2 separate regions of the Homo sapiens genome follow, and region 1 is linked to region 2. Evidence: chromatin loops called from intact Hi-C (ENCODE). Cell type or tissue: CD4-positive, alpha-beta T cell. All regions are shown on one strand. Links, peaks and the distances in the headings refer to the core of each region. The heading gives the core; the rest is flanking DNA. Region 1 has its middle 24 kb from the start of LINC03098. Region 2 overlaps LINC01285 (long intergenic non-protein coding RNA 1285).

Evidence for each region. Hi-C counts contacts between places; a loop is a spot of excess contacts. Peaks named below come from ENCODE experiments on the same cell type or tissue, not always from the same donor. Only the 100,000 strongest peaks of a DNase experiment are listed, where the experiment ranks them.
Region 1: a loop joins it to region 2, with 15 times the contacts of the local background. A loop is called at or near these places in 6 of 110 quality-filtered maps.

The regions. Positions count from the first base shown.
Region 1 is chrX:119,264,475-119,269,857 of GRCh38, forward strand. No RefSeq gene overlaps it. Among named protein-coding and RNA genes, the nearest start is that of LINC03098, 24 kb to the right of the region's middle. RefSeq lists a silencer at 1,972-2,266. In CD4-positive, alpha-beta T cell, for the core only: a CTCF peak has its summit at 2,073 (motif pointing left); a DNase peak (open chromatin) is centred at 2,107.
Region 2 is chrX:118,845,082-118,850,464 of GRCh38, forward strand. It overlaps LINC01285 (long intergenic non-protein coding RNA 1285), which reads left to right. Exons shown (of 7, transcript NR_110393.1): 3 at 160-204; 4 at 869-983; 5 at 1,973-2,048. Among named protein-coding and RNA genes, the nearest start is that of LINC01285, 8.2 kb to the left of the region's middle. In CD4-positive, alpha-beta T cell, for the core only: a CTCF peak has its summit at 2,728 (motif pointing right); a DNase peak (open chromatin) is centred at 2,740.

The DNA.
Region 1 (5,383 bases), core at 166-5,165, 420 kb after region 2:
ATGCATAGATTAATTTATTAAACAAAGTTTCAGGAGCCTAGATAAACCAAGCCTTAATGGCAAGAAATGCCATAATCATGACCTTCACAAATTATCAAAAAGTCAAATTTTAATAAATATTTCTAGTATTCCCATATTCTATTGTGTTCACCATAACCTCCCCAATCCTCCCCACCCACATGCACATATCTTTCCTTTAGCCTTATGATTAAAAGCAACACTACTGAGATGACTTATTCTTTAATATCTTTGCATAGGAAAATGGGAGCTCCTCTAACCTTAAAAAATTATAGTTATTTAATAATGTTTACACAGTGTGCATTCTAGCAGTATCTTGTGTACGTAGCTTCACTAAAACATTTCACTCAACATGTTCCCAATGCCAAAACATTTCTAGGAGATTCTCAGAGAACACGGTCACCTCATCTTCCTTGCCTCTATATCTCGTAGCAAAGTTGATTGAATAACAGTAGGATAAGGGAATAGAGAAAAGGAAATAGACTGGAGATGTTGTCACAAGCCTAAAATGTTTATTTTAACCAGCAGTGAAACCTCAGTAAATTCTGCACAGTCTGCATCCTAAGACATTCCAATATCTTCTCCTGTTTCAGGAGATACTGGAGAGATTCACCTAATATATCTCAGGATTTTTAGATCAGAAATATAACTTGAAACTTTAAAAGCACTTGAGTAATCAGCAAAGTAGCCACCTATTCATTCTCTCTTGCTTGTTCTCACTCTCATAAATATTTGCTGTCATAGTATTAGAAAGGCCATTTGAATGAGGTACTTAAAAAAAAAGTGGAAAAAATAGGACCATCTATGCAATCAATATCCTCTTTCAAAGTAGCTCTTTGCTGCCTTTCTTTTTTCTCCAGGCTTTTGAATTTTAAGGTTAGTCATTTTGAAAACATTTAAGATGTATGCAATTATACAACATATTTATGGAAATAGCAGGGAAGCCAGAATTTATTTGGGTCAAATTAACCTAGCCAATTTTCAATTTTCTGGCTACTACAGAATCCCAGTATATCTTGACCAAATAAAAACATTCCATGGTTCTTCAGTCAAGATGCCACGCATGGACGTTCAAGTATTCTGACACGCCATTAGCCCAACAACATTTTAAAACTGAGGCTGACCATATGCTCTGATCTTGAATAATTTAAAAATCACATCATTAAAATGAGTGGCACTCAGTTTTGCAATAATAAGAATATAGCCAATATATGGCCCGACAAATGACCGAATTCCAAAATTAAAATGGTCTGGGCTTATGGGGGCACTGGGGGCTTTCTGGGCAGAATGGAAGGGATTTTTGGAGATGCACAGCCATTTGGCAATGATAAATTTGCAACAATGAAATATTAGAGTCCTACTGAGAGAGAATCTCTTCTACCACCATTCAAAGAAAATCAGCTCGAAGGTAGAATTTAGTATGTGGAATTTTGATCCTGAGATGAAGAAAGCTGGATTCACATTAATTTAACTCTGAGCAACTTAATTTCCTGTTTTCTTTTCCTTGTGTTAAAACATCATCCTAAAGTTTCCGTATGTGGTAATGTTTGTGGAAGCAAAGTGTTCTGAGTGTTTCTGAGGCTAATAGAAAATAAATTAGCCTGAAGAAAAGTCTTGTGTTGGCCTTTCTGTGCAAATGCATTCACATAACTAACTCTAAGCTAGTGTGTATAGGAGTCATTCCAAGATAACAAGGGAAGAAGCTATTTTTAAAAACCTGCACAGAGCAGTCAGCAGACCTATCTGACCAGTCCTTTGGTCTTTTGCCCCTTCTTCTGCACCAGGAACATTTTTATTGAAGAACACCTCTCTCCAGACACCTCCAGCCAGGAATGCTGCTTTATACCTTGGATTAATAAACAATGCTACTGAAGAAGACTCACTGCTTTCTCTTCTCATGAAAAAAAAAAAAAGCTATCAGGGAATTAAAGGAATGTGGCTGAGTATCTTCCATACTTTTGCCTCCATCATTGAATAATCAGTATTATTTGTGGGAAATGCGTATCATGAGGTTGCCAGTGTTTTGCTTCTCAGTTGTATTTCCACAATCTGAAAATTACCAGCAAAATTCCTGCCCACCAGTCGCCACCTACAGGTCAAAAGCAACCTTCACACGGGACCCTGCTTTGCACTATTACACAGTTTTTGAGAGTAACAGTACTTCCCAACCTTTTAAAAATCCCAAGGTAAACTTATTTGAATACAAGTCCCACAGAATAGGATATTATCCAATACCTCGTGCTGAAAATGTGATCAAGGGAAGAAAGACTGGAGAAGCCACAATTCACTTGAACTCTTCACAGTGGACCAAAATGAAGTTATGGCATCCTAACCAGGGAATAGTGCCAGAGAGAAAAAGGTACAAAGTCAAAAGCGAATGAAATTATTTTAAAATTAAGACAACTGTATATTAACAATATTCAGCATGAACAGCATGTAAGATTTACACCATTGTATATACCATCATGATCTGATTTTTGCACCTGTTTTATTAGCAATTCCAGATATTGATATGGTCAACACAATTCCTCATTTTTCATGCCTATAGAGAGTTTCTCTCGAAATTCTGTACAATTACAATGTGTCAATAAAAATTAAATGTTGTTAAAAAAGAAATTCTATATAGAGAAAAATTCTATAGAAACTCTATACTTACTATATATTTAGTTGGATATTCTCCCTGGGGATTTGTGTCTTCAATTATTTTTGAAAGAGCATAACTCTTTCCAAAAGAGTACTGCCACTACTCTACACTACTATTATGAGAACAAGTGCTACCATGGAAATCTTTGTGTAAATTTATTTATTTATTTATTTATTTATTTATTTATTTATTTATTTATTTTGTGACAGAGTCTCACTCTGTTTCACAGGCTGGAGTGCAGGGGCATGATCTCAGCTCACTGCAGCCTCTGCCTCCCGGGTTCAGGTGATTCTCATGCCTCAGTCTCCAGAGTAGCTGGGATTACAGGCACATGCCACCACGCTCGGGTAATTTTTGTATTTTTTTGGTGGAGATGAGGTTTCGCCATGTTGGCCAGGCTTGTCTCGAACTCCTGACTTCAAGTGATTCGCCCGCCTTGGCCTCCCAAAGTGCTGGGATTACAGGTGTGAACCACCGTTCCAGGTCTTATGTAAATATTTTTTAAAAGCCAATTTATTAGGCCATCAGCATTATTAACATACTTGATTCCCCTGCAGTCCTGATCACACTGGATCATTATCATTTTTATTTCTGTTACCTTTATTAGTATAAAATGACAACTTAAAGCAGCTTTAATTTGCATTTAATTTTATGTAGGCTGTAGTTCCAGCCAACTTTTATATTGATATTCAACTGCCTATTCAATGTCTCCAGTTGAATGTATCATTGGCATCTCAACCTAACAAGTGCATCAGAGCCCTTAATTTGCATCTCCTAAACCTGTCCTCCACATCACACTTGCTCCCCTGATTCCCAGTGATTCCCAGCTCCCTAAGTAGAGCCACCCTGCACCCAGGCGCTTAGGCTCAAAACCTAGGAGTTAATCCTTCCAAAAGTCTTTTTGACTCCACCTTTACCACAAATCCCAAATTCATCTCCATCTTCGCTGCTACCCCCCAGTCCAGGCCACTGTGATCTCTCACCTGGATTACTGCAACAGCCTCCTAACTGGTCCTTCTTCTTCCATCCTTGCCCCTACAGAGTCTACTCTACACAACAGCCAATGTCATATTTTTAAAAACCTAAATCAGATCATGTCACTCCTCTGTTCAAAACCCTCCAGCAGCATCTCATCATGTTTTGAATGAAATCCAAACTACTTACCTTCAAAACATGGCCCCCGCCCACCTCTTTCAACTCAGCTTTTTACCCTTCTCCCTATTACCCTTGTTCTCTCCATCTCACCCCACTGGCCTTTTTACTGCCCCTCAAATGCATCAGGTTCACTCCTCAGGCCTTTGCTCTTGTGGTTCCCTCTACCTGAAGGGTTCTCCTTCAAGATTTTCTCATGGCTGGCTCCTTCACTTTGCTCTCATTTGACTTGAATGTCACCTCCTCAGAGAAGCCTGCCCTAAACACTCTCTGAAATAGCACTGCTATCACCCCTGTGACTTGGTAGCCTATCATACCATTTTATTTTCACTGTAACACAGAAACCATCTGATCATCCTGTGTCATTGTTAACATTTTATTTTTAATCTGCATCTGTCTGGTTCACCATTATATCTTTAGAGCCTAGAACAGTACCTAACATATAGTAGGAACTTAATAATGCTAAATCTTATGTAAAACAGAGACTTTGTGCAATAACTACATTTAAAAGATGTTACTTCCGGCTGGGCACAGTGGCTCATGCCTGTAATCCCAGCACTTTGGGAGGCCGAGGTGGGTGGATCACAAGGTCAGGAGTTCGAGACCAGCCTGGCCAACATGGTGAAACCCCGTCTCTACTAAAAATACAAAAAGTAGCCGGGCGTGGTGGTGCACGCCTGTAATTCCAGCTACTCAGGAGGCTGAGGCAGGAGAATTACTTGAACCCAGGAGGCAGAGGTTGCAGTGAGCCAAGATCGCACCACTGCACTCCAGCATGGGTGACAGACTGAGACTCTGTCTCAAAAAAAAAAAAGTATTACTTCCCTACTTAAAATACTAATAACAGCACCTAAAGACCCACAGTGAAATGATAATGCAGACTTGCTTGTTCTTTTGGACTCCTAGACCTATTAACATTAATCAGTGAACATTGAGATTAATTTAAGTGTACCTACCAAGCACCTTTAAGACAGTTTGGGGACCACAGTGAAGAGTCACCCTCAAACAACTGAGTCTAGAAAGGGAAAGAAATTGAGACAATTAACTGGAATCTAAGGAAGAAAATGGTGAATGTCAGGAGAGACATTTGGTACTTTGGGCTACAGACAAGCAATAATGGTTTTAACATTCTTTCACATGAGTGTTAAAATTCCTGAGAATAGGCTACAGTCATGTTTAAGTGTGTCAGTATTGCTCCCTTCAAGAGTGTTGGGACATGCATAAAAATAGTTGTAGCTGTCACAATAACTAGCATAGGGAGGACACCACTGCCATTTTGTAAGCAAGGGGCCAGCGATGCTAACTGCCCTGAAGTTCCTAAACAGACCTGCACAACAAAGAACTCCGCACCTCAAATGCCAACACAGAGTGGCTTATACCTGCCCATCTAAAACGTATGGACCACTTTCTGGGACTCCAGATTAATATTTTTAACATGCTATCTTTTAGGTAGTCACTTCGGGGTTTTTTCCCCCCCCCGCAATTTTTTTTAAATCTTTTTGACCCAGATCCTATACACATCAACTATTCAGCAAACAGAAAACCTGAGTGCAAGCAAAGGATGAAGAA
Region 2 (5,383 bases), core at 153-5,152:
TATTTTTGCTTTCAAATTTTTCACAATGAATATACACTGCTTTTGTAAAAATAAAAGATTGTTTCTAATTTAAAAAATAATCTCTCTTTTCACAAAGCTTATAGCTAATGCCTCTTGTAAGTATTCATATTGCCAATTTGTCACTTTTTTTTTTTTCAGGGCAGGAAAACATCTAAGAAAGGAGGCTCCCCCCTTCCCTTGCAGGTAACAAAGTATCGGGGTGATCTCTGTGAAATAGCTACTGAATGTAAACTGATGCTACTGGCATTCCTCTGGGACTTTTACTGATAAGTAGAGCTTTCATAGTCTTCCCAATTTCAGATGACTCGAGATTGAATTTCTTTTTCTTTCCTTCCTTCCTTCCTTCCTTCCTTCCTTCCTTCCTTCCTTCCTTCCTTCCTTCCTCTCTCTCTCTTTCTTTTTTTTTTTTTGACCGAGTCTCGCTCTGTCGCCCAGGCTGGAGTGCAGTGGCACGATCTCGGCTCACTACAACCTCTGCCTCCCAGGTTCAAACGATTCTCCTGCCTCAGCCTCCCGAGTAGCTAGGATTATAGGCACCCACCATCGTGCCTGGATAATTTTTGTATTTTTAGTAGAGATGAGGTTTCACCATGTTGGCCAGGCTGGTCTTGAACTCCTGACCTCAGGTGATCTGCCCGCCTTGGCCTCCCAAAGTGTTGGGATTACAGGCATGAGCCACTGCACCTGGTCTAGATTGGATTTCTTATCTTGCAAAGCCAAGGTGAAGTCCAGACCATGAAAAAGCAGAAAATGTATCAAGATAAATACTACCTTGTGAGCCCTATCAATAGTCCTACCAATAGCTTTCTGATATTGGAGGCTTTCAAATGAGATTTTTTTTTTTTAGGGTTACCAGCAATTAAAAAGAAGTACTAGAGAGGCAAATATCGGCAGTATACATCTAAGCGCTGGTCGGAAAAGAAGGAACTCAGCCCAAGAACTTGCCCAATCTGATACTGGAGGTAGGTGTATCTCTGTTGCATCCATGAACGCATCAGGCTACCAAAGCCCGATGTGATTAAGCATTTGAATCGTGTAACTGCTTCTCTTATTGTAGGCCAGGAGTCAGCAAACTTCAGCATGTGGACCAAATCTGGTCTGCCATCTATTTTTGTAAATAAAGTTTTATTGTTTATTTGTTTATGTATTGTCTATTACTGCTTTTACCCTGTGATGGCAGAGTTGAGTAGTTGGCAACAGATACTGTATATGACCTACAAAGCCACAAATATTTACTATCTGTCCATTTATTTATTTATTTATTCATTCATTCATTCATGAGACAAGGTCTCGCTCTGTCACCCAGGCTGGAGTGCAGTGGAGTGATCACGGCTCACTGCAGCCTTGAACTCCTGGGCTCAAGCAATCTACCCACCTCATCCTCCCAAGTAGCTGGGACTACAGGTGCGCCCCACCATGCTCAGCTAATTTTAAAATATTTTGTAGAGATGGGGTCTTACTGTATTTCCCAGGCTGGTCTCAAACTCCTGGGCTCAAGCGATCCACCCGCCTCAGCCTCCCAAAGTGCTGGGATTACAGGTGTGAGCCACCATGCCCAGCCTATATGGCCCTTTAAATAAAAAGTTTGTGGACCCTTCTTCTAGATTCACCAGAAAACTGCCTCAGTACGCATGCCTGTGGGAGAGAATAACCACTTATATTATTTTCTTTTTTTTCCCTATACATTTAAGTAGTGTTCCTTTCATCCAACGGAAAATGAAGAAAGGGACTTTCTTTGGTCCCTGCCTGTGTTCACCTTTGCCAAGGACCTTTCTCTCATGAATCCCTCTCTGCTCTTTTCAAGGAGGGTTTCAGGTTCTGTGTTATCACCCAAATTGTGACCTTTACAAAGCCCCGCTGGTCTGCTTGGAATTTCACATGATGTGCCCTTCTCTAGATTTAGGTCTTTACATGTAGTACTTGCTTATTTAAATTTTATTTGCCTTTCAAGGTGCCACTCAAGAACCACTCCCTCCAAGATGTTTTCCTGGATTTCCTCAGCCTAAAGTAATCCCTCTTTTTCCTGGGTGAGTTATATCTTTTAGTTTATTTCTCTTGTTAGGCTCACGTTCACTGATTTACATCCATACTCATTGCTTTGTGCTTATTTGTATTTGTGAGTTACATTCTCTACCAGATTTTAAATTCCTTGAGGGTAGGTACATATGTTGTTCAACTTTTTTTTTTTTTTTTTGAGACAGATTCTCGCTCTGTTGCCCAGGCTGGAGTGCAGTGCACGATCTCAGCTCACTGCAACCTCCACTCCCCGGGTTCAAACAATTCTCGTGCCTCAGCCCCCCGAGTAGCTGGGATTATGGGTGCATGTCACCACGCCTGGCTAATTTTTTTTTAACAGTTTCTTCATGTTGGCCAGGCTGGTCTCAAACTCCTGACCTCAAGTGATCTGCCCGCCTTGGCCTCCCAAGATGCTGGGATTACAGGTGTGAGCCACTGCGCCCGGCCTTTTGTTCAACTTTAAATAAATTATTTTTTCCCCATCATCAGATGCAAAAGAGGTTCAACAATAAAATAAATTGGTAAGTTCCCCCATATACTTCAGATCTAATCTTTAGTTCTCCAATGTTTCCACTGAGGATTTTTCCTGTGAAATGCTGGAGTCACTTCCTTTGTCCGTAGTGATCCTTGTAATTTCAAGCACCAGGCTATGATTTTCTATTCCATTGCTTTGATGGAGTTACTTCCACTAGGGGGAGCTCCTTACTTTGCTATATAGTCAATTTCCTTCTCTTTAGGAGACAAAAGAAGGGAGACTTCCTCAGACAAAATGTCAAAACAATGGTAGGAAGTAGCAACTAAAAACATCTCCTGGGGCTTGACTAGGTCTCAGCACTAGCTGGCTCCTCAAATGCCATTTCACTTGTCATATTGCAATTTGGTATAATTCTGGCCCATGTGTCAAGATTTCCCCCTACCCAATCTACTTCATTCATTCCATTTACAAATACATATTGAGTACATACTTTGTGTCAGGTATTGCTGTAGATGCTGGGGCTTCATCTGTGAATAAAACAGACCAAGTCCCTGACTTTATGGAGCTTATATTCACATATGGGCAGCGGACAATAAGTGAGATGAATAAAGAAAATATACAGTCTAGTAGATAGTCTAGTAGATAGATATTTATCTAGTAGATAAATATAAAAGAAAAAAGCAATGCAGCATCTTGTAGGCTATTGTGAGAATTTTGAATGTGATGGGAAGCATTGGGGAATTTTGAGTAGGGGAGTGATGTGATCTGACTTACATTTTATAAGGATTGCTGTGGTTGTTTTGTGGAAAGTAATTTTTTTTTTTTTTGAGACGGAGTTTCGCTCTGTTGCCCAGGCTGGAGTGCAGTGGTGCGATCTTGGCTCACTGCAAGCTCCACCTCCCGGGTTCACGCCATTCTCCTGCCTCAGCCTCCCGAGTAGCTGGGACTACAGGCACCCACCACTACGCCCGGCTAATTTTTTGTATTTTTAGTAGAGACGGGGTTTCACCGTGTTAGCCAGGATGGTCTCCATCTCCTGACCTCGTGATCTGCCTGCCTCGGCCTCCCAAAGTGCTGGGATTGCAGGCGTGAGCCACCGCGCCCAGCCTGTGGAAAGTAAATTTTAAGGGGGCAAGCTTGGGTCAGGGGAGGAACAGTGGACTTGGGGAGAAGTTGTTGGATTTTGGATACATTTTGAAGGTAGAGCCAACTGGATTTGCTAACAGATCAGATGTAGGATGTAAGAGGAATCAAGGAAAGCAGGGTCACCATATGGCATAACACTAATAGCATTGACAAAAATGTGACTGGTGCCCCCTGGAGTTCTGTAACACAGCATCTCTGTCCAAGATGATGCCAAGTCTTTTGGCCTGAATGGTCGGAAAGATAGAGTTGCCACTAACTGCAATGGTGAAGACTGTCAGATGAACAGGGTTGGGAGTGTGTTGGAAGCTCAATTTTGGATATGTTTAATTTGAGCTGCCAGTTAGACATCTAAGTGGGGATGTTGAATAAGCTGTGGGATGTATGAACCTGGCATTCAGAGGAGTGGCCTGGGCCAAAGATAAACATTTTTGAGTCGTAGGCATCTACATAGTATTTAAGGTATGATATGGACGAAATCACCAAGGAGTGAGAAGGGTTAAAGAGAAGGAGACCAAGGACCAAGCCCTGAGACATCTCAACATTTAGAGTTTAGGAACGTAAAGAGGAACAAATAATGGAGGCTAAGAAAGACTGGCCAGAAGGTAGAAGGCAAACCAGAAGAGAATGGTATCCTGGAAGCCAAGTGAAGAAGGTGCTTCAAAGAAGAGAGAATGATCAACTGTGAAAAATACTTATGGTTGGCCAAGTAAGCTGAGGTCTGGGAAGTTTTGGTAGAATTTAACAACTTAGAGGTCACTAGTAGCCTTGATAAAAGCTGTTTCAGTGGACAAAAGCTTGATTAGAATGGTTCAAAAGGGAAAGAGAAGAGAAAAATTGTAGACAGGGAGTATAGACAAATCTTTTGAAGATTTTTGTTTTAAAGGTGAGCAGAGAAATGAGGCAGTAACTCAAATGGTTTGTGGGGTCAAGAGAGGGTGTTTTGAGTGGGAGAAATAATTGCAAGTTTGCTCTAGGAGTACTTAGCGACAGTTGAGTTCACTTGTACTTATTCACCTGCATTTCTTGGGGGTAGTACCCAGTAATCCTCAGGGAAGGTAGCTATCACAGGAGGGGATGTTGCCAATAGGTTTGAGTGGAATGAACTCTAAGGGAACCCATGGATGCCCTTTAATAAAACTGAATTCAGAACCTCTGCAGTTAGCAGAGCAGAGAGTATCTTAATGTATGGAAAAAATCAGGGCTGTGAGGTCTAGCTATCCCTCTCACCCACATGGTGATTCCAGCCTCCTTTGCCAACCTTGAAAGATCTGGCCTCAAGTTACACTAAAGAGAGTCTGAGGGTCTCCTTCCAGAAACATTATCTATTGTATGGAAGGGAGAGGAAAGGAAGTTCTTACAGGTGCTGTGAAGCTGACTAAAACCCCAGGGAGTGTTTCAACTAAGTGGGAAACTTGACATAAAGATTCACTGGTCATTTCCCGGTTCCTTGGTGAGAAGTGGCCTCAGCAGTAGAAGACAGTATAGCACTGGGCTTGTTTCTTAGCTTTGTACTTTAGTAGTGATGGCTTTGAAAACACATACAAGTTTTACTGGTCTCCATGTAGCATTTTGGTTTGAATTTTTTTAAATTACTTTTATGTTTTTGAGACACAGTCTCACTCTGTCACCCAGGCTGGAGTGCAGTGGTGTGATCTTGGCTCGCTGCAACCTCCACCTCCCGAATTCAAGCAGTTCTCCTGCCTCAGCTTCCCGAGTAGCTGGGAC